2 separate regions of the Homo sapiens genome follow, and region 1 is linked to region 2. Evidence: chromatin loops called from intact Hi-C (ENCODE). Cell type or tissue: CD4-positive, alpha-beta T cell. All regions are shown on one strand. Links, peaks and the distances in the headings refer to the core of each region. The heading gives the core; the rest is flanking DNA.

Evidence for each region. A loop is a pair of places that touch in the nucleus more often than their neighbours do. Peaks named below come from ENCODE experiments on the same cell type or tissue, not always from the same donor. Only the 100,000 strongest peaks of a DNase experiment are listed, where the experiment ranks them.
Region 1: a loop joins it to region 2, with 8 times the contacts of the local background. A loop is called at or near these places in 9 of 110 quality-filtered maps.

What each region holds. Positions count from the first base shown.
Region 1 is chr16:993,358-1,004,788 of GRCh38, reverse strand. No RefSeq gene overlaps it. Among named protein-coding and RNA genes, the nearest start is that of SOX8, 17 kb to the right of the region's middle. RefSeq lists enhancers at 530-579, 2,231-2,887. In CD4-positive, alpha-beta T cell, for the core only: no CTCF peak of the experiment used is centred there; DNase peaks (open chromatin) are centred at 6,438, 6,928 and 7,908; H3K4me3 peaks cover 1,801 bases; H3K27ac peaks cover 2,105 bases.
Region 2 is chr16:1,049,773-1,061,203 of GRCh38, reverse strand. No RefSeq gene overlaps it. Among named protein-coding and RNA genes, the nearest start is that of SSTR5, 17 kb to the left of the region's middle. RefSeq lists a silencer at 3,462-3,641. In CD4-positive, alpha-beta T cell, for the core only: CTCF peaks have their summits at 5,733 and 5,939 (motif pointing right); a DNase peak (open chromatin) is centred at 5,923; H3K27me3 peaks cover 198 bases.

The DNA.
Region 1 (11,431 bases), core at 5,464-7,963, 57 kb after region 2:
CTTGGCTCACTGCAGCCTCTGCCTCCTGGGCCCCAGTGATCCTCCTACCTCAGCCTCCTGATTGGCTGGGACTGCAAGTACACACCACCATGCCCAGCTAATTTTTGTATTTTTTGTAGAGATGGGGTCTTGCCATGTTGCCAGGCTGGTCTTGAACTCCTGAGATCAAGCAATTCACCCATCTCAGTTTCCCAAAGTGCTGGGATTACAGGCATGAGCCACGGCGCCCAGCCCCCATCTCTTCTCACTCCCCCATCTCTGCCCCCTCCCCGCCTGCGTGTCTGTGTGGATACCCGGCTCCAGGGGTCTCTCTGGACAGCCTCCTGGGGCACCCCACATGCTCCCCGCACCATGGGCAAGGCTGGAGCCACCTTCCCTGAATCAATACTGACCCAGGCCCAGGAGTGGGGCTGGGGCTGGGGCTGGGGCCAGGCTTGCTGGTCACTCCTGTGCCTGCCGTGCTCCGGGCTTGGAGACGCATGTGAAGGGTGGGAAATCGCCTGGGCCTCCTCACAGGGCGCTCACGTTCACCTTGGGAAAAATAACAGGTTTTGGTTTTGTTTTCTTTTTCTTTTTCTTAACCACAAAACACTCATCAATGGTTCTGAGGGGGCAGGAAACCTCAGGACTGAGTGTTGTCAGGAAATTGAGCTCCCGGGGCCACACGCGGGGCCGGCACGAGCCAGGGCGGCACATTCCAGAAGGCTGCTCCGTCAGTGCCACCCACTGCCCTATGTGCTTCATGCCCAGGGGGTCCACACAGGGCAGCAGAGGGTCCTCGGGCCAGGACAGTGGACGACCTCAGGGGGTAGAGCCCTCCAGACCCCTGAGGGGCCTTCGGGCTGGTCCCTCTGTGCCTGCCGTGGACCTTGCCTCCTCCTCTAAGGGCAGCAGCCTGTGGGGTCGCAGCCCCCCGTGTCCCTCCTCTAAGGACAGCAGCCTGTGGGGTCGCAGCCCCCCGTGTCCCTCCTCTAAGGCTTCAACCAGTGCACCTTGGGGGCCTGAGTTCAGCCCAGGTCAGATTCCGCCTCTGATGGGCCCTGGCTCGTGAGGCCTGATGCCGCCACGACCGCGTGCCGAGGGCTTTCCAGGGCGTCCCCTTGTGCCGTGTCCAGGCTGCCATCAGAGGAGTGCAGGGCATGAGGGGCTCTGGGCTTTTCCCAGGAAAGCAGCTGGCAGCCATCCACCCCTTCCCGGGACCACCACCGGGCTCCTGGCCAGCAGGACCTGCGCAGGCCTCTTCCGTCAGAGCAGCACTTTCCACAAAGCCTGGACACTGTCTGGCGTGGGGCTGTGGGGCCGCATGCTGTGTGCAGGAGTGGGTGTGAGCGAGGCCCATGAGGGGGCTGTGGCAGCAGGTGGGGCCCGGCCGCGTGAGTGCAGGGTCTCTGGACCCCGCACGGTTCCTCATTTGGAGCTCAGTCCCTGGACACGGCCACTCCATGGGGCTGCCAGGATGCCCCCCAGACCACGGCCATGGTGCTGGAGGCTAGGGACCCCTCCTGTGGCCTCTATAGCTCCCTCTCCACCCAGCACCCCCTCCCCATCACTCCATGCCAGCTGCAGGGAAGGCCCCCGGGTCTCTCAACCCACACCTTGGCCCAGCCCTGGCTCCAGGATCCCACCCCAGGGGCCCACTCTGCCACGGGACTTTCGTTTTTCCAAACTTAGAGCCGCCCCTGGCCAGCGGGGGCCGAGCCTGCGTCCACTGCTTGGCAGAGGAAATGTCTGCACTTCAGGCCTGTCCCGTGCCCTGGATGAACACCAGCCCTGGGCACTGCCCTCCGCCGTGGGAGGCCACTGTGGTCTTGAGGCTTCTGGGGAAAGGTCAGGCTTGTCTTTAAGCGACGCGATGCCGGTGGCCTGGATGAGTCACCCCCGAACGTGAGTCATCTCAGCTGCTGGGAATCTTCCAATTGTTTGATTGAGGTGAGATCCACATGGCGTAGAATTAGCCGTTCACGGCATGGGGTGCTGTGGCATCCAGCGGGGCCGCAGTATCTTGCAGCCACCTCCCCACGCCCTGCATGTCGTTCTGGGGCAATTTCATCCGGAAGGAAACCCCTCGCCCCTCGGCCGTCCCCCCAGTCCAGCTCTTGCGTCTGCGGACCTCCCTTTCTGGCATTTCCGCAGATGGAATCGCAGGTGGCCTCTCAGGCCTGGCCTCTTCTGCTCGGCGTGTGTCGAGTCCTTCCCTGCGGTGGCTGAGCCGAGGCTGCCCCTTTTCATGGCTCACGTTCCGCGGTATGGATGAGCCACGTCCGTGGGTTCCTTCACCCGGGGAGGGACATCGGGGCTGCGGCAGGTGCACATGTGCGGGTCCCTTCACCGGGGAGGGACATCAGACTGCGGTTGCACAGGTGCACAGATGTGGGGTGCCACAGACCCACGGTCTTGCTTGGTTTACCTGTGTGAGCCCTCAGGTCACCACCAGGAATCCAGCGTCTCTCCCCTCCAAAGATTCAGTGGAGCCTCAGGGAGCCCAGAAGGGGGCTGGGCCTCCCTCCTGCCACATCTCCAGTTCCAAGGGACCCTGAACTGTGCCCAGGTGACAGGGCCCTCAGAGCAAGGGACTGTCCACCACGTGGCTCACTGCCAAGAGCTCCTGGAGGTGCCAGCATTCCGCTGGGCCAGGAGGGCAGCAGCGGCGGATCTGAGCTACAGTTTGGACGGACCCCTCAGGCAGCAGAAGCCCCTCGGAGGCCCAGGGGAGAACTCCACGCCCCCACCCCTGGGGCTCCCTGGAAAGGCACCGAAGGAAAAAATGTTCCTGAAAAACTAAACAAGTGAATTCAGAAGCTCAGGTGTCAGAGCTGGGGCCCCATGACGGGCCAGGGACAGCCATCGGCCCCTCCGTGGACACCCAGGGTTCCCTGGAGGAGAAATCATACAGGGCAGGTGGTGAGAACTTGAACTTCACCTCCACGGTGGCTTCCTCACGGGGCGATGTGAGGCTTGGGTGAGGTGACGCGGCATGTTTCAGGCTGAACGGTGGCCACAGCTGACCCTGGGAATCTGTGACTCTGGCTTGGTTGGGAAATGGAGTCTTTGCAGATGTAATTGATCAAAAGATCTTGCAGTGGGGTCATCCTGGGTTATCTGGGTGGGACCTAAATCCAGCGATGAGTGTCCTCATAGAAGCAGAGGAGGAGACAGACATGCAGAGGAGACAGCCGCGTGAAGCCGGGACAGAGGTTGGAGCGATGTGGCCACAAGCCAAGGGACACCTGGAGCCACCAGGAGCTGGAATAGGCAGGAAGGATCTTCCTCTGGAGTCTCATTGGGGAGCGTGGCCCTGCCCAAGCCTTGATCTCAGACTTTTGGCCTGCAGACCTGTGAGAGGACAGGTTTGTTTTCTAAACCACTCGGCTCATGGCACTTTACTTGGGCAGCCATGTGGCACTGCCACACCCCCGCAGCCAGGCCCTCAGCTCCAGGCATCTGGAGCTGCCTACCCCGCGGTAAATGCTGAGCTGAGGAGGCATCTCCAAGCCACCTGGGCCCCAGCTCTGGGAGGCCCTCAGCACTCCAGCCAGGTGCTCATAGCTGCCGTGTCCCGGGGGCACCGAGGCAGGGCCCTACCCCACTGAATGGGAGGGGCAGCACCTCCAGACCCGAAAGGCCAGCGCCTGGGGAGCTGAACAGGGGAGACCCACCGTCCACACGTCTGCCTGGGACTCTCCTGGCTTTAGCCCTGAACATCCCTCAGCTTGGGGACCCCTGGGCCTAACCCCGACAGGCTGATCCTCCAGTGGATACTCCGCAACCTCCAGGCTTCACTTCGCAGCCCCCATATCTGCCCCTCACACCCAGCAGTTTTTCCTAGAGGCGCCACTGGGCAGCCTGCACGTCGGGGCCCAGGATGCCGTGGCCAGCAGTGGTTGGGATTTCACGGACTTTAGACAGCTGCCAGTGTCAGGGTCCCGGGGGCTTTTCCCGGCCGCCACCCCCCCCCGCCAAATGGAGCCATCAGCTCCCTCTCCCCAGTCATGGAGACCGCACTGCTGTCCTTCCTTCCAGGCCAGGAGGAGCCCCCGCCATGTGATGAGCTGGGACGTGTGTCCACCCCGTGAAACCTGCTCTGCACGGCCTGGTCTTCAGGAGAGGAGCAACCCAGATGGGCTGAGTGAGGAGCCCAGGACCCACAGCCACTGCACAGAGCCGGGGGCACCTGTTCCCCGCACCCCCGCTCTGCTTGCCCTCCCACACCCCCAACCTGGCTTCCCACCGACTTTCCTGCTGGCATTCCAGGGAAAATCAAATCTCCTGGGGAGAAACGGCTTCTGTGTCCAAATGAGCTTTCCGAGTCCAGGTGCAAATGGTTTGGGGAGCTCCAGGAGCAAAAATACGGTTTCAATTTTCCAAAGCAGGCCGAGATCCCCGAGTTTAACCCACATGGCCGAGAAGCGAGGTTCCCACCCAGACCCAGGTCATCACCCAGCCGAGGCCACGGGGAGTGCGCTGTGCACATGGCATCGCCAGGGCCTGGGGCTCCTGGCTGGAGGTCAGGGAACTGGGGTCCCTGTCCCCGGTCCCATGGCCGACAGCACTTCTTCCTCTGGCCGCGGCTGGAGAACCAGCTGTCCAGGCCACTTGTCAAGGTCACTAAGAAACTTGGGTGGGAGAAGGAATTCATCCCAAACTCAGGAACCTTCCTGGGGTCGGGAGACACGGCGCTCAGTGACCTCCCAACTGGTACTTCCCAGGGACGGGACGCGGCCCTCACAGGGGGCGGCAGGTGCAGCCTCAGCTCTGCAGCTACCGGCCCCACCTCGGTGTTGTCTGAGGTTAAATGGAGTCCCAGCCTCGTGCATCTTGATTTGAGGGCCCTGAGCCTGCGGGCATCAGGGAGGGCCAGGGAAGCACCAGCAGGTGTGCCAAAGTGTGGGCACCCCCAGGGGGCAAAGGCCCTGCCACCCTCCCAGGCCAGGCTCTCAGAAGCCCCAGGGAGCCCACAGTGCCCGGACCTGCCTGGCCCCTGCTGGCTGAGCTGCCCCGGAAGAGCCTCCCTGCTCTTGGGAATCCCTGCAGGTCCACAGAGCCCTACCCCACATCGGCCTCTGACTGCTGGCTCATGACTGCTGGCTCATGACTGCTGGCTCCAGCAGCTCGAGGGGACCTGTCCTGAGCTCAGCCCAGGGGCCAGGACATGACTAGTGCGTCTCCAGACTCTGGCCCAAAACCCAGCCTCCATCCACCCCTCAGTGGCTTGAAGCAGCTCAGCTGGTCATGGGGGCTGGTGAGCAGCTCCGTGTGCCTGGCATGAGGCACCAGGGTCAGTTGTGACCTCACGGAGGAACAGCCTGGGGATGGGGAAACTGGGACCCACGCAGTCCCACCCCTCACAGTGATTACTGACAGTGACCATGGCCTTGAAGGAGACCATCAGAGGGTTCTGTCTGGGCCAGTTTAGGAGGGCTTCCAGGAGGAGGCAGCATGTGAGCCGAGAGAGGCATGGGCAGGAGAGGCAGGTTCAGGGCCAAGGACAGTCCAGGGCCCAGGGTAGTGGACACCACTCTCCCTCCTCCCAGGAAGAGAAATGTCCCCTTCAGGCAGCAGTTTCTAGAAAGATCTGGGTGGAGCCGGCAGGGACCACCAGAAGCTGCTCCACCGGGAGCTGCCCCACCTGGGGTCCCTCCACCTGTCCTCTACCACATGCCAGGGGCAGGCACGTGATCCGACTCGGTTCCCATCCGGCCCCTTGGGAACCAGCGAATGCCCGTGCCGGCTTGCTCCGTGGAACCAGCTGGCTTTCCCTCTTTCCCCCTTCCTCTTTCTTTCTGAAATCTGGATGCAGTTTGCTGCGTGGCCTCCCTCCTCAGTCCTGGCCAGGTGGTTTACCTGGGCTCCTATGCCACCTGTCAGTTTCCTCCCTGCCTGCTTCCCCACCAGCACCGGCTGCCCAGGCCTCCGGGCCTTCCTGCCGTCCTCCTTAGAGAGAAGAACCTCCTTGGGCCTTGGAGAACCCCCACGCTGGGTGTGCTTGGCCATCCGCACAAACGGGCTGGGCCGGGGCCCTCACGCTGCTGCTCGCTGGATTCCTTCTGCCCTGCACCTACCCAGGAGGCAGTCCCCAAATCTAGTTCACTGCTTCCAACTGCTCCCACTGTGTGGCACCTGGTGTGCACCTCCTGCCTGCTCCAGAGCTCCCAGGGCCTCCTGTGGGCACCGAGGGCACCTATGCCCTTCCCCTTTTCCCCCCATGGGTCCTGCGAGGCTGGCATCACTGCAGGTGAGGACCTGCCAGGGTCATGGCCTGGAACCCTGATCTGGAGTCTGAGCCCTGTCCAGGGGTTCTTGACTTGGGCCCAGCACTGCCCTGGCACCCAGCAGCCTTCACGCCTCCCGTGGGCCTCTCCAGCTGGCTCTGGGCGCCACCTGCCTGGTTCCAGCCACAGACTCCTCTCCTGCTGTCTGTCCCGCTGCCCTCTGACACGCCATGCAGGGGGCCCAGGGCACCCGTTTCCCAGACACAGTAACGGTGTCTCAGCCAGCTCCTGGCAGGCCTGGCCCGAGCCAGCCAGCAGGGACCACCAGGAGCTGCCCCAGCCAGGGTCCCTCCACCCATCCGACTCGAAGCAGAGCCCCTTCTCCCACAGCATTTTCAGAGCTTAGGCTGGGGGATCGGGGGTGCGTTTTGCAGACATGAGCTTCACAGATTTAAAATAAAGGAGGATTCGGGTGGGGACTCTCTGGGGGCTTCCTGCAAACCAGCCCCCGCGCAGGCTGTGTGGTAACCGAGGGCACCGTGGCAGTGAGGCAGGAGCAGTCGGCGCCCACACGCCGGATCTGCCGCACCCGCTGCCACCCACAGTCCTCTGGCGAGCTCTCAGATGGGAGGAACAGGTGACAGGGAGCCCTCCCCAGGGGAGCCGCGCCCCGAACCTCACAGGCGGGCGTGTGGAGCGGGAGGCGGGGGTGGGGTGAGGCCTCCAGACCCCATGGAAGATTGAAATGTCATCTGTCTCGTTTTCAAAGGAAGCTCAGCGGGCTCCATCCCCGCCTTTTGCAAGAAGATGACTCTTCTGCCAGATGGGAGGGGACGCCCACCTCCGCCACGCCAGCTTCTGTCTTCCTCCCGGTGACGGCACCACAGCTCCCCCGGCACCGCGTACATTCCTGAAGTGGTGAGGCCCGGGGACGGCCTGTGACCTGCCTCCTTCCCGGGAGGGGAGCTGGGCGGGTATTTAATGAAAGGAAATGCTCCAGCCGGCTGCTTCCTGCTCAGGTTGCCCAGCCTCCCTGCCGCTCCTGCCGCTGGCAACCTCCCGCGCTGGACACCGTGGAGGAGGCGGGCAGGCTCAGCACCCAGGGCCCCTGCAGGCACCGGCAGCTCTCAGAGATGCCTGGTCACTGGAGGTGCTTATAGGACCCGGCCTGGGCGGCCATCCGTTCCTGCAGACCCTCCCTCGGGGGCCCAGGGAGAAGCAGGGGCTGCTCTGAGCCACAGACCTTCCTCTTCCCTAAAATGCCTGAGGATGCTTCCCTGAAGGGGCCAGTGTGGGACTGGGGGCTGACAGGGCACAGGAGATGCTGCCTGGGTGTGTCCAGTGGGGAGACAGAGCTCTGGGGGTCTGCACCCAACAGCCTCCTCCCGTTCAGAGACAGCACGCTCCCTTCTCCTCCCTGAGAGGGAGGAAGCCCCATGCAGGGGTGGAGGTTTTGGTGTGGCCCCAGGCGTGCTGCGGCCTTGGCAGGGCAGCAGACCCTGGCCCCGTCCCCACCACTCCTCTTCCTGGGCTTGGGCCCCGACTGTGAGGGGTGGACTGTGGGTAAATCACCAAGAAGTGGAGTCAGGGGCCCTCTTCTGTTAAATGGGGTGAAAACTCGCACCAGCCCCATGAGCCCTCCATGCCTTTGTTGAGATCAAGCTGGAGGAGGACCAAGCACCCAGACGCCCTCCCACATATCATCACTGTCACCGTCACAGCCACCACTCCCTTCCTTTCCCCTTTGCCCCCGCCCCAGCCCTGACCCTGGGGTGCTCAGGGCCTCATTTCAGAACAGGTGAGCACCAAAGCCCTGACAGAGGCTAAGTCTCCTCTTTCTAACAGAATCTTCTTCCCTGGCCAAGACATCCCCTGGTACTTAGAGAGATGAGAAACTCACTGTGCAGGGGAATCGGGTGGCTGCGAGCCGCCTCACCTGCTCCCTTCCTCTTCACTCCTGCAGGTGCCCCCACGATGCCTCGGAAAGTAACCATGGCCGCCCTCATGGCAGCTCACCTGTTTTGGGGTATTTTATTCGCATCTGCAGAGTAGAGAGGAACATTCCAGAATGTGAAGACTTCAGAACGTGGACCCTGGGTTCTGGAGAGCAGGTGGCCTGACTTTTAGCTGGGAGCTGGGGGGATACACCCACAACTCAGTGGGAGGACCCCCAGCCGCTCTGGAGACCTGGCTTTCCAGTAGGTCTGCATAGCTCTGAATTGATTTTGGAAGAAACCGCCCTGAACTGTTTTTCTCACTGCCCTGTCTGGAAAAAAAAAACATCACCTTGTAACTTTATGTAAATGAGCCACATAGCATGCTCCTTTGCAGGAGGGGCTCAGCATGCCTGCCTGGTTCCTCCTCGTTACTGAGCTGGATCTCAGAATGGGAAAAGACCATAGTTTATCTACCTGCTCTTGAGGGGTGTGTGGAAAGTTCCCTGTTTGAGATCTACAAAGAACCTTCTCTCCTGGTGAACACAAGCGTGCATTTCACACGGGTGGACTTCCAGCAGCAGAATTGCTGGGTCATAGGTCACTGGCATGCCAGCTCTTGGTGGGACCACAAACCATCTTTGGAGTGGTTGTGCAATAGCAATACAAGCTTCTATCAGGAGGATGAGGCCCCGCTTGCCCATGTCCTCACCAGGACTGGATGTCTTCCCTCTGAACTTCAGCCATCCTAGTGGGTGCTGCATCTTTTAGAGAAATGAGCTTGACACATACTTCTACCATGTCTTGATAACTCAAGGTCACAGTCATTAGCATTAACCACAGTCCTAATGATGTACTCAAGCTGAGCAGGCAGGTGTCCCATGTCATGCACTCAGGGCCCCCCAGTTAGCAATGACTCCACCTGCACAGAACCCACAATAGCTGCCAGATGACAGATCTGCCTAGGGCTCCTGAGGTCTCTGCCATGCTTACCTCCCTGTTAGCTACCCCTTTGCCCTTCCTGCCAGTGGGTCTCCTGTAGAAATTGTTCTCACCATTGGAGCAATTTAAAGAGAGCGATGATGACCCTGAGCTTCCTGCTGCTGCCCAGCCTGTTTCCGTTACCACTGAGCCTTCATTTGGTTCAATGCTCTGTTCAATGCTCTGAAATATCTCAGAGACTTGAATCTGTTCTGCCTGGAGCAAACATGCCCTGCTTCACCTTCATTCATTCATTCACTCATTCACTGATTTGTTCATTCAGCAAATACTCATTGAGTATCTGGTCTGTGTCCAGGATAATTTAGGTTGTGGGTGAAGGCCAAGGACAGTTACGGCCCCAAGCTTGTTGAGCTCGTAAGGCCACCCAGGGACACATGGCTCATGTTGTGAGCCATGGCTCATGTTCTACCCCCACTCCACCATCCACACCACAAAGCATGTTCTTCTCCACAGATGGGCACGGGCAGTGTGGAACCTTCCATACCTGCCCACTAGATGATCACCCATCCTGCTTCTCCCAGGACTGAGGGGCTTCCCAGGACATGGGACTTTCACTGCAGAAACTGGAAATGTCCAGGCAATCCAGGATGAGTTTGGCACCCTACTGCTCACTGAGTCCTGGGACCCACAGCTGTGAGAGGGCTGCATATGGAACCGGTGGTTGTGCCTGCCTCAGGCATGTCTCAGACCTGTCCCAGGTGTCTCCTAAGCACTACCACTCACTCAGGTTCAGAGAGAAAAGAGCAAGCTGGAGCCATCCAGGTAGGATACTTCAGACTGAGTGAAGAAATGAAGGATGATGCTGTCTAACTGAATGAGAGATGAGCTGCTCAGAGACAAGACTCATTGGAAACATCTATCCTTGTGAACACAAGACTCACCAGATCCCTGCTCAAGACTCAGTGGAAACATCTGAAGGGCCCCATTTCCTCAGAAAGCCTCCACTGACCACAAGGCAGGTTGGGTCCCTGTACTGGTTCTTATGGTCCCCTGTATGTGTCCTGTTTTGCCCTTTCCTGATGTATTGAGGGAGCTCAGGGCTGAGTCTATCTCCTTCTCCTTTAAAGCTCAGCACCTACTACATAACAGTCACTGAATGAATTAATGAATGAATGAAGGAGTGGATGGATGGGTGGATGGGTAGGTGGGTGGGTGGATGAACAGATGGATGAATGAGGGGGTGGGTGAGTGGATGGATGTATGGTTGCAGTGGATAATAAATGGATGAATGGGTGGGTGGGTGGGTGGATAAATGGATGGATGGATGGGTGAGTGGCTGGTGGTTGGATGGATGGATGGGCAGGTGGGCGGTGGGTGGATGAATGGGTGCATGAGTGGATTGATGGGTGGGTGGATGGATGGGTGGGTGGGTGGGTGAGTGGATGGATGGGTGGGTGGGTGCGTGAGTGTGTAGTTGGGTAGGTGAATGGATGGATGAGTAGGTGAAAGGATGGATGGGTGGATGGATGGATGGATAAATGGGTGGGTGGATGGGCGAGTGGGTGGATGGATGGATAGGTGGGTGGGTGGGTAGGTGGGTGGATGAATGGGTGGGAGGGTGGATGGATGGGTGGGTGGATGGATGGGGGTGTGGATGGGTGAGTGGGTGGTGGATGGGTGCATGGATGGTTGGATGGGTGAGTGGATGGATGCGTGGGTGGATGGGTGAGTAGGTGGGTGGGTGTGTGGGTAAATGGGTGGGTGAGTGGATGGATGGGGGTGGACGTGTGAGTGGGTGGATGGACAGGTGCATGGATGGTTGGATGGGTGAGTGGATGGATAGGTGTGTGGATGGGTGAGTGAGTGGGTGGACGGATGGGTGGGTGGATGGGTGAGTGGGTAAATGGGTGGGTGCATGGATGGATGGATGGGTGAGTAAATGGGTGGGTGAGTGGATGGATGGGAGGGTGGATGGGTGAGTGGGTGGATGGATGGGTGCATGGATGGTTGGATGGGTGAGTGGATGGATAGGTGCATGGATGGGTGAGTGGGTGGGTGGGTGGGTGAGTGGGTAAATGGGTGGGTGCATGGATGGATGGATGGGTGAGTGGATGGATGGGTGGGTGGATGGGTGAGTGGGTGGATGGAGGATGGGAGGTAGGTGAATGGGCAGTTGGGTGGATGGGCAGGTGTATGGAGTATATGTCACCATTGTCCAGCAGGCAGACTTTTTGCTGATCATATGCAGGTGTGGGTCCTGTCCCTGTAGCTCAATGACAACTTCAGGTGATATGTGTTGAGTAGCTGTTTCTAACCAAACCCTGTGTAAGCACCTGACCCACCAGC
Region 2 (11,431 bases), core at 4,519-7,018:
AGTGGCCACCGACGGCACCAGATGGAGGCTCTCCAGCCCTCCCTCCCGAGCCCCGGTAGTGAGAGTGGGTGCTGAAACCCCATCCCGGGCCCCAAAGGACACTGGCCGATTCTCGCGCAGAAAGCCACAGGCCTTGTCGCACTCCCTCCCTGTGGACGGGTGTGGATGTGTCATCATCTGACTGCTCCCTGGGAGGGCTGGGAGTTTCACCCGCTCCTGCCTTGCCAAGGCACTGACCGGCTGGAGGCGCGGAATCCGGCCTGGTTGTTGGCGGTCCGATCTGGGGACCGGCTCTTCGAGGTCTGTCCTGTTCAGCCCCGCCTGGGGCATAGGGTCTTCTAGGTCTCGGGTTGTGGTGCGGGGTTGCCAGATAAATGCAGTAATGGCAGCAAGGAGAACCGGCATTTCCACTGGGCCTTTTACGTCTACCATGCCTGTTTTCCCATGTGGCCCTCCGACTCCTGTGAGGGAGGTGAGGCTGCACTATAGGTGAGGATGTGGGGGATCAAGGCAGGGGCATCCCCCACCCACCCTCAGCCATGCAGCTGACTGGGGCCGGGCTGGGGTTCAGACTCAAAGCTGACGCCGGTGCCTGTACCCCCGGGGCGCTGCCTCTGTCACCAGGACACGGATGGGGCACCACTGGCAGCCAGTGGGCGGGGTGGGGGATATGGAGTCTGGTTCCAGGACCTAGAGGCCACCCAGGCTCCAGCAAAGGCAAACATGCACCCTCCGTGGGGATATGTCCCCCTGGGGCTTGGGCTCCATAGAAGAAATGGCCCGCAATGGTGAGCTCACACCCCGAGGGACTGGCAGACACGGCACCATCTTCTAATTTTTAATGTTCCATTTTTTTTTTAAAGAGATGAAGTCTTGCTCTGTCACCCAGGCTGGAATACAGTGGCACAACCATAGCTCACTGCAGCCTTGGACCCCTAGGCTCAAGTTATCCTCCTGCCTCAGCCTCCCAAGTAGCTGGGACTATAGGCAGTGCCACCAAGTCCAATAAACGTTTTCTGTTTTTTTGTAGAAAGAGTCTCACCAGCTTGCCTAGGCTGTCTCCAGCTCCTGGGCTCAAGCAGTCCACCTGCCTCGGTCTCCCAGAGTTCTAAGATTACGGGTGTGAGCCACTGCACCCAGTCAATAGTATCTTAAGAACCAGAAATAATAATAGAACAATTAAGAGATTATAGGCCAGGCGTGGTGGCGCACGCCTGTAATCCTAGCACTTTGGGAGGCTGAGGAGGGCAGATCACTTGAGGTCAGGAGTTTGAGACCAGCCTGGCCAACAAGGTGAAACCCCATGTCTACTAAAAATACAAAAAATTAGCGGGACATGGTGGTGGGCGCCTGTAATCCCAGCTACTTGGGAAGCTGAAGCAGGAGAATGGCTTGAACCTGGGAGGTGGAGGTTGCAGTGAGCCAAGATCACGCCACTGCACTCCAGCCTGGGCCACAGAGTGAGAATCTGTCAAAAAAAAAAAAAAAAGATTATACATGAGTTTAAAATGACTAAAGAGATAAAAGTAGAAATGAAAAACAATATAATAGCATGAAAAGGACCCAGCAGATTAGAAAAACAACCACACAGGACCTTTAACACGAGGAATATGGCTGTTGGTATAAAAACCTCAGCTGATGGCTTCAATAGCAGATTAGATGTGGCCAAAAGAGAATATGGGAGTTGGAAGACAGCCCTGAGGAAGTCACCCAGATGATGCCTCCCCATATAGTAGCAGGTAAGAGACTGAAACTAAGCTGCAGAAAGGCCAGTGTTTTCACATTGAAGACACTCTCCAATCCCTGCTCAGAACATCGGAAAAATGAATCGAGACCCAGACCCAACAAAGAGGGTGGGAGACATCAGGAAACACCTACACATTAAAAAAAAAACAAAAAAAAACCTCTAACCCTAGGCTGAGCGCAGTGGCTCACGCCTGTAATCCCAGCACTTTCTGTGAGGCCAAGGTGGGAGGATCACTTGAGGTCAGGAGTTCAAGAGACCAGCCTGGACAACATAGCGAGACCCCAATCTCTACAAAAAATTAAAAAACTTGTGGGGCATGGTGGCACACACCTGCAGTCCCAGCTACTGGGGAGGCTGAGGTGGGAGGATCACTTGAGCCCAGGAGTTTGAGGTTGCCTTGAGGCGTGATGGCACCACTGCACTCCAGTGTGGGGGACAGAGCGAGGCCTTGTCTCAAAAACATGCCTGGTGTGGTGGCTCACGCCTGTAATCCCAGCACTCTGGGAGGCTGAGATAGGCAGATTGCTTGGGTCAGGAGTTCAAGACCAGCCTGACCAACATGGTGAAACCCCATCTCTACTGAAAACACAAAAATTAGCCAGGCGTGGTGGCACGTGCCTGTAGTCCCAGCTACTTGGGAGGCTGAGGCAGGAGAGTCCCTTGAACCCGGGAGGCGGAGCTTGCAGTGAGCCGAGATCACACCACTGCACTCCAGCCCGGGCAACAGAGCGAGACTCCGTCTGAAACACAAAACCCCTCCAGCCCTGTGAAGTGTGCAAAGAGGCTCCGGAAGCTCGCAGATGAGATGCAGGCATAAAGCCTGCCCCCACTTCCCGCCCCCAGAATGTCCTGGGGACCCTGGTGGGCACTGGTCAGGGCCCGTGGGGGTTTCCTGGGGCAGGATGCAGCTTGGGTGACTGGGCTGAGGCCCCCAGCCGACTCTGGGGGGTCCCAGGCAGGTTGGGGCAGACGGGAGGGCGGGGGTTGGGGAGGCAGCAGCCCCTTCTCTTGTGGCGTGGCTGTGACTCCCTTCCCTTCACACGAAGCAGTCAGGATGCGGCAGCCGGGGGCTCGGGGCCTTCACGGGGCAAGTTCAAGCCCAGCGCCGGCCTCCCTGGGACCCCCCACAGCTCCTGTCATGATCATGTCACGTGGACATGGGATCTTTGGCTGAAGAGACAAATGGCAGCATTGACCAGGGGCAGGCAGAGGCCGGACACTGAGCAGGAAGTGGGGGCTGATGGGAGCCGGGACTCCGGGTGGGGGAAGGGAGGGTCTGCTGGCAAGGCCTCCCCCACCAGGCCGCTCTCCGTGGGCTCTGAGCGCCCCCCGACCAGCCCCCCAGGGGTCCTCACCCTGGGACCCCCATGTCCCCCATGAACTGAATCTGCCTGGACCCCATGCTTGGTGACGCCCCCACCCCCCTCCTCCCAGCTCCAGGGTGGGGGGACCCTGCTTCGTCCCTGCCCGGACCCTGTCGGGGGAATTAAACAGGGGGATGGGGCGTGGGGCAGAAGGGACAGCAGCAGGGGCTTAGGGCCACCTCAGAAAGTGGGGGCTCCTGGAGGGGACCAGCCTCCCTGCCACCTGGCGGGTGACACCGGGGTCCCCAGGCACAGGCCGCCCACTGCCCAGCGCCGGACTCCCCAGCTCCACCACACCTGGTTCTCTCCCCGACCAGGCCCCGACCCTGGGGACCCTCGAGGAGGGGCCTGGACACGCCGGGGGGGGGGTTGCAGCAGCCCCCACCGGACGGTCCCTGCGTTTGAACCGCGGTGTCGGGACCGCCGGCTTCTGGCGCCCTCTGGTGGGCACAGTGGGCCCTGCGTGAGGTCGGGCTTGGTGGGCGGCTCTGAGGCTGGAGCTCAGTGACAGCCACAGTGGGTCCTGAACTGGGGCTGGGGCAGAGGCAGCGAGAGCCGGGGTCCCTGTGTCCCACGGCCTGGCAGGGACCCGCTCCCAGCAGCTCTGTTGTGCGGCCTTGGCTGGTCAGTCAGCCCCTCTGAGCCTGGTGTCCCCGGCAATACGGGGTCACAATGACGTCCCCTGCCCACTCTGCCAGGCATTTCCAGGAAAGCCCTGCCGTGGGCCCGTTCCCAGGCCTGAATCTGTTCCTCGGGGACCTCTGGATTGGCAGGCCCTGCCCTGGTGCTCCTGACAGCCCTGCCCAGGCCAATCCTTCTTTGGGGATGGGTACTGTCAGCCTCACGGGCCCTCAGTGATAGGGACAGGAGACAGAAATTCTAGGTAGAAAAAGATGGGGTTCCTGAGGAACCCCACCCTCAAGCCTGGAAGCATAGCCCTGAGTGAGAACACGCATTCCAGTTTCCCTGCTCCAATGCTGCCTTTTCCAAAACCACCACTGCCTCGCCCCACCCCCATCCTGTACCCATAAAAACTCCTGACCTTATTGGCAGAGAACAGAGCAGGCAAGGAGAGGAGAAGCAGCTGGCCATCGGAGATGGCAGTTTGACATCAGAGAGGAGCAGCGTGACCTCAGAGGGACAGCTGGACAGCAGGACTTTGGAGAAGAGTCTGGTAGAGACGGCAGGACTTCAGGGGACTATCACCTTCCCCCTCCACCCCCTCTCCAGCTCCCCCTCCCACTGAGAGCCTCTTCCACCACCTTCCCCCTCCACCCCCTCTCCAGCTCCCGCTCCCTGTGAGAGCCTCGTCCATCACCTTCCCCCTCCACCCCCTCTCCAGCTCCCCTCCCTCTGACAGCCTCTTCCATCACCTTCCCCCTCCACCCCCTCTCCAGCTCCCCCTCCCTCTGAGAGCCTCTTCCATCACCTTCCCCCTCCACCCCCTCTCCAGCTCTCCCTCCCTCTGAGAGCCTCTTCCATCACCTTCCCCCTCCACCCCCCTTTCCAGGTCCCCCTCCCTCCATCGGCCATAAAATCCCTTGCATTTACTATCCTTCAATTTCTTCATGCAACCTGATATTTCCTGGATGCTGGACAAGAGCTTGGGATACAGAAAGCTGTCACACTGACCCTCTGCCCTCGAGAAAAGGCAGAGGGTCCACTGAGCTGTTAAACACTCCAGACATCCTTGGACAGCAAAGCTAAAAGCACTGTAACACACACCCTCTGAGGCTTCACGGGTCACAGGCACTGCCCTAGACACTGCCACAGGACTGCACGGAGTTCTGCTCCTGCTGTGCCCAGAAGTGTTCACTCCAGCTCCTGCACCCGCCCACCTGCGTGCTCCTGCTGCCTCGAGGGGTTGAGAGCTCTGGGCTAAGCAAGATACCGCTGTCACCAGGCCCACAAAGGGGTCAAGGAAAATTTCTTGTTTCATTGGGGTGTGCGTGGCATGGACGGGAGAGGAGGGGCAACACAGGGCTGCCTTTACCAGGTCACTCCCCTTTCTGCCCTTGGGGACCTGCCTCAGTGCCGCCCCCCAGGTAGATGGGTTTGGGGCCAGGGACCCCCCCAAAGCAGGCAACCCTCAGCTCGGCCACCCTCTGACCTTGGGTCCCATGGCCGGGCTCTCAGGTAGGGCCTGGCCACCCAAAAGCAGCCCCAGCACCCCAACCAACCCTCACCCCACAAGGCCACAGTCCCTACAGCAGCCCCAGCACGTCCCGGCCCGCTGTCCCCTGAGCACCCCTGACAAACCCTCGTCCTGCAAGACCACAGTCCCTACGGCAGCCCTGCCCATTCCTTCCCGGCCTGGAGCTTAGGGTTCCTGCAACAGGCTGGGGCCTATGGAGAGTGGCTTGCACCTGGTGTGCTGGGGTGTGGCTGTTAACACCTGGGGCGCAGCCTCACCAAAGCAGGGTGTTCGCAGTGGCTCTTATACCACCACGGGGCGGGCCTCCCTGAGGCCCCTCTGCTCCATCTCCCTTTGTCCCCAGAAGCGCTGAGCCCGAGCGCCCTGGGGTCCTGCTCTGAACACACTGTGTGCCCTTCCCTCCCCAGCTGGCCCTCAGAGACCCTTGGCAGGGCCTGATTTTCAGGACCACGGCCGCAAGCAACCTCCTGGCCCCCTCCTCCCCTTCAGCTCTGCAAACCAGCTCCCTGACCAAGGAGACTTTCAGAACTGCCCTCTGATCCTGCAATCTGAGAGGACCACACCACCGTGCAGCCCCCACCCCGGGCCTCGGCTCCCTGAGCCCCAGGACCCCGCATCAGGGCCTGAAGAATCAGGCGGAGCACGGCCGGCGCTGGCCACTGGGGGGCACACGTGCAGTTCTCAAGGCTCCCAGCAGCGCCGGTGTCCGGCGTCCAGTCCTGCCAGGCTCAGGCCCGAGGACAGGGGTTGGGGGTTCTATGTGGGGCTCCTCCTGCCCTGTGGCGAGGGCTTTCTCATGCCAAGATTGAAACCCCTGGTTTCCAGGCTAAGACCTAGGGCCCAGAACCAGCCCAGCTGACCTTCCTGGCCTGGCTGCAGGGCCCAGGGAAGCTGGACCCTGGGGGTGGGACTGGGACCCTCCCGCCTCCCCCAGCCCCACCCACTCTCTGCTGGCTTTGCTGCCGGCGAGTGGCCAGCCCGGCCGCCCCACACCCTCCAGCAGCTGGTGGGCGACCCTCCCGGCAGCAGGACTTGCCTGGCTGGGCCGGCCACACCTGCTGCAGCAGCTGGCTCAAAATCCCCAAATCCTGGCAAGCTGCCCGCCTGGCCCCGCACCGGCCAGGCCAGCGCATCCTTGGCCCGTAGGGTCTGCCTGTCCTTTGCTGAACCGGCTGTTGGGGACCGTGGCCAGGTGGGCAGGCGGACAGCACCCCAGCCTGGAGACACCAGGGCTGCTCACACGCCAGGCTGCACTGTCTCAGCCCTTTGTGTGTGTGGGTGGGGGTGGTACCCCGCCTGGGCTCTGCTGGAGCAATTCAGATGAGAGTCTGTAGGCTTTTCAGGAGAAAGAAAAACAGAGACATGGGTGCTGGGGTCTGACCCTCACCCCACCTCCTCGGGCAGGGGAGAAAGCAGGGTGTCATTCTTCTGAGGGCAGGCGGCCGCTGGACAGGCCCAGCCCCCCTGCCCCGGCCAGCCTGCCCCAGGCCCGTCAACCCCCTCAGTGTCCATCTCCGGCTCATCCTCACTGGGACCCTCGGGCCAGTGGCAGCCTGGGTAGGCCAGGAGGGTGTGCAGGCCAGGAGGGTGTGCAGGCCAGGAGGGTGTGCAGGCCAGGAGGGTGGGCAGCACCAGGAGGGTGGGCAGGACCAGGAGGAGCGGGGCTCAGCTGCCACAGGGGCCCTCCAAGCCGTCACCCAACCCTGGCCTGAGTTTGCCACTTGATACCTGGCCACTTGGCTGCTCCCAGGCCTTGGGGGAGGCCGGGTCCCCGGCTGCCGGATGCTGGGAGTCAGAGCCCCAGGAGCAGAGAGGCGGTGGTCGCCGCCCATCCAGGGCCTAGGTGGGGGTGCTGCCAAGGCAGGTGGCGAAACCGCAGCCAGTGCTTCCCCCCGTGGGTGCTCGCTTATCCCCGCCCCCCGGCATTTGCTGAGCACCTACTGTGTGCTGCCGGTCCCTCCGTGCTGAGACAGACCCAGCAAGGGGCCTGCGGAAACTGCCTTGTGCCCAGCACGTGGCTCCTCCCTGGCCCCCCACTGTCTGCGTGCGGGGGCTCCCCAAGCATGCACCCTCCTGGGACCCTGCCCTGCCCAGTCTGCACCTGCTGGGTGCAGGTGGGGCCCCTTGCTCTGCCTGGGGTCAGTGGGAGGGGCTGGGGTGGCTGTGGTCACTAAGCAGGTATTCTGAGGGGAGAGCCTGGGCAGCATCAGATGGTGACATCCTGGGGTCAGCGTCCTGCACTCAGCAAGACAGCAGCCCCTGCGGAGTGCTGAGTGGACAGAGGTGGGGGCTGGCTCGTCCTGTGCCCAAGGCTGGGTGGGAGAGCACTGCAGCCCCGGCCCACCCCAGCTGCCCACCCCAGCCTGGTGCCCACCCCCTGAAAGTCCCCCCTGCTGGCATCTGTAGCCGAGGTAACTGATCCCTGGTGGGGGCCGGGCTGGCCTGGGCTCTGGTCTCTCTTGGCTCCCGAGCCTCCGGCCCAGCTGTTGCTGAGGAGGCTGCGTCTGTCCTCGGGGCCAACAGCTGCAGGCCCGGAAGCGCCCCCCTCCCACATCCCCCAGAGCAGGTGTGTCCCCCACAGCCCAACCCAGCCTGCCAAGGATGGGTCCCAGGGATACGGGGGCCTCCTGCCCTTCTCTGCTCAACTTTTCGGGGCCTGGGCTGGGACTGCTGTTGGAGTCCTCAGTCCTGTGGGTAGCAGACGCCAAGTCCCTGGTGGCCAGCCTGTGGCCAAGTGGGCTGAGCACTCACTGCAGCCCCGACCAAGAGCAGCTGTGCCCCTCAGCCACGCTCACCAGACCCAAAGTGCACGGCCGGGCACACACCCTTCCACCTGCCCCACTGTCCAGGCTCGGCGGGGGCCTCCCCGATGCCACTCCCCTCCCTCCAGGCTCCGACACCCACACTGTCCTCACTGACCTGAGAGCCTGTGTCACAGTGTCCCCAGCGTGGCAGGAGAGGGATGCCTGAGCCATGGCAGCCATTGGTGATCCCGTGTCAGCTGGGTGACAGCTGAACCCCAGGCCAGCCCCTGGTAGCCCACCTGCAGTGCCCCTGGCGGGCATCCAGCCCTGCCTGGCCCAACTCCATGCCATGCTATGAGGCTGATCAATTCCCCAGCAGTCGGTGGCCACAGCGGAGGGTGCCTGAGACTCCAAACTGGGGACCCACCTTGTGGACACCCTCCCTCCTCCACCACAGCTGTGGGTACCATGTCCTCCCTCCTGCCTCCTCTCGCTTATGGGCCTTGACACCCCTCCCCTGCCCTGCCCTCCCTGCTGCCTGCTGGACCCATCACTGCCTTCAGCCCCTGAGTCCTCCTCTGGCCCTGGAACCCTCCCCAGCTTGCTATCAGGGCCCAGCATACCTGCTCCAGGGATGGGGTGCAGCCCCCACCCTGACTAGACCCCGGCACAGGAGACCTCAGGTTAGGGACTCCCCCAGGGAAGTAACTGGAGCCCCCGCCCCATGGTGGAGGGGCCAGGCTCCGGGGGACCTGCCAGGGGTAAGTGCCAGTCAGACTGTGTGCCCGGGACAGCTGCCCTGCTACAGTTGGTTCCTGTCCTGGGCTGAACGGTGTCCCCCAGATTCATATCCACCCAGAACCTCAGCGTGTGACCTTACACGGAGATGGCATCTTTGCAAATTTATTTATTTATTTATTGAGATGGAGTCTTACTCTGTTGCCCTGGCTGGAGTGCAATGGCGTTATCTCAGCTCATTGCAACCTCCGCCTCCCAGGTTCAACTGATTCTCCTGCCTCAGCCTCCTGAGTAGCTGGGATTATAGGCGCCTGCCACCACGCCCGGCTATTTTTTGTATTTTTAGTAGAGACAGGGTTTCGCCATGTTGGCCGGGCTGGTCTTGAACTCCTGACCTCAGGTGATCTGCCTGCCTCAGCCTCCCAAAGTGCTGGGATTACAGGCATGAGCCACCGAGCCTGGCCATTTTTGCAAATTTAATCAGCTAAGATGAGGTCATGCAGGATTACGGTGAAAGGGTCCTTGTGAGAAAAGGAAAAGAGGAGAATGGGTAGGGCTTCCAGGGAGGTGCCGGGCCCGGGGACGTCAGGGCCCAGGGGGCCAACAGGCCCTGGTCATGCTCTCATGGCAGAGTCAGAGAAGATGACGAGGCCATGGCCTCTGCACCCCCAACATCCAAATCCCCGCCCCCACGCCCAGACCCCGGGGGGCCGATCTCTGGTGCAGAGAGGTGTCTCCCCAGGAAAGCGCAGAGGGGGTCGGCGTGGCTCCCAGGTGTGGGGAGGGCGGCACATCCGAGACGTGGATGCAGGACCCAGAGCGGGAGCTCTGGGGAAGCAGGAAGACCCCTGTTCCTCCTGGGGCAGGGCCGCCCATCGGCCAGGTGGTCTGGGCACAGAAGTGGGTGGGCCTGGTGGGCCCTGATGCAAAGGGTTGGAGGGAGTGCAGGGCTCGATTAGCGATGCCTGCCCTGGGCATACGGAGGAGTGGGGTCCTATGTGCCATGGCCAGCTGAGAGGGAGAAGGCCTTGCCGGGAAACCCTCAAAGGTCCTCCGCAGCCAGCCCGAGCTGAGGTTGCACAGGGGCCTCAGAGCCAGCACCAGGCCAGTCTCAGACGTCGGGATCAGAAGGGGTTGCAGGGCCTGGTCCCCAAGACCTGTGTCTCCCACTGACGGCCTGGCAGCTGGGAAAGAGAAGGGAGAAACCCCCTCCCCAACTTCCCCAGCCTGGTCCCCTCCCGACCCCAGGGACAGAGCCCCGGGCCAGACGTGAATCAGTGGCCCCACCAAACCTCCTACATCTGAGTCTGCGACTCCTCCCGCCCACCCCGCACCAGATCCATCAGCCACCCCTGCTCCAGCGACGGACACCTTGCCGACACCGGGCTTCGGGGCCCCTGCGAAGTGCTAAGTGGCTTTGCGCAGGTGATTCATCTGGGCCCATTTCTCCCAGGGTCTTCAAGCATCTGATGATTTTATTTGGATGGAGCACTCTGCAGGCCGTCTGCATTTCCCATCTCAGGAACCTTTCACTTCTGAGAGCGACGGGAGAGGTGGATGTTTACTTTATCGCTTTTCCCTGTGCAGGAGTTTAATAACTTAGCAGCCGGGCCGAGGCGGCGACGCGTAGGGCCGTTTGTGTCTCCGGAATTCTCTTCTTTTCCAGGCCCCATGTGTACGCGCCGGCTGGCTGCGGATCGTGTTTTCCCTCGAAAGAAGTGGTTTTGCTATTAAGTTCAGTGTTTCGTCTAGATCGTTCTACCAGCCCTCGCTGCTGGGCTCAGCTGCCCGGGGATAGCGGCTGCTCCTGCCGGGTCGGCCCCGAAACGCCTGTCTGAGGCTCAGCTCAGGTGTCCAGGCCAGTGCTCGGGGCAGGGCACTCCCAGACAAAGCCTGAGCCTACGCCGGCCCCACAGGCATCCCACCTGCCCCAGGGGCCGACCCCCGGCCGGCTGCCACAGCTCCCTGGTCAGCGAGGCTCACTCTGGCCAGCTGGCACCCTAAGGCTCTGAAGAAGAGCGAGCACCTGTTAAGCACCGACTGTCTGCTGCTCGTGGACTCGCCTTCTCTCTAAACGGGACGTTCCTGGCCTTCTCCTTGCAGAGGGCGAGGTGTTGAGAGCTGGTGTTTATTTATCAAGTCCTGGTGCATTCCCAGGCCCCAGACGGCGTTGAAGGCACTGCTCGGAGGCACCGTCCTGTTCTCTGCACCACCCTGGGGGCGAAGGTGTGCGTGTCCCATTCCTTAGGTGAGGAAAATGAGGCCTGGGGAGCTGAGCGCCTGCCCGCAGGCCCAGAGATGGCAGTTCGGCCCATGGCAGCCTGGCCGTCACCGGGAATCATGGCCCTGCCCTGCCCTGCCCTGTCCTGCACTCCCTCTGAGAGTCCCGGGTCTCCCCCGGCGCTGGGCAGGCCTGTCACTCTTCAGCAGCAGCTTCAGCAGAAGAGCAGAGTCTCCACCGGGCCTCCCCAGGGCTGCCTCCAGGGGTAGGATCTGAGCTCCCAGGGGCCCTCGGGGGGCCACTCCCCCAGCTGTGCTTCCTCCCTGCAGGATGGGGACAGGGGCCCAGCACAGCACCCAGTGGGAGGCTGCTTCGACAGCTCAGGGCACGGCAGGGTCCCCACACGCATGGGCTGCAGGGTGGCTGCTCCCAGAGCTGCTGGGCCAGGCAGAGATGAAGGGG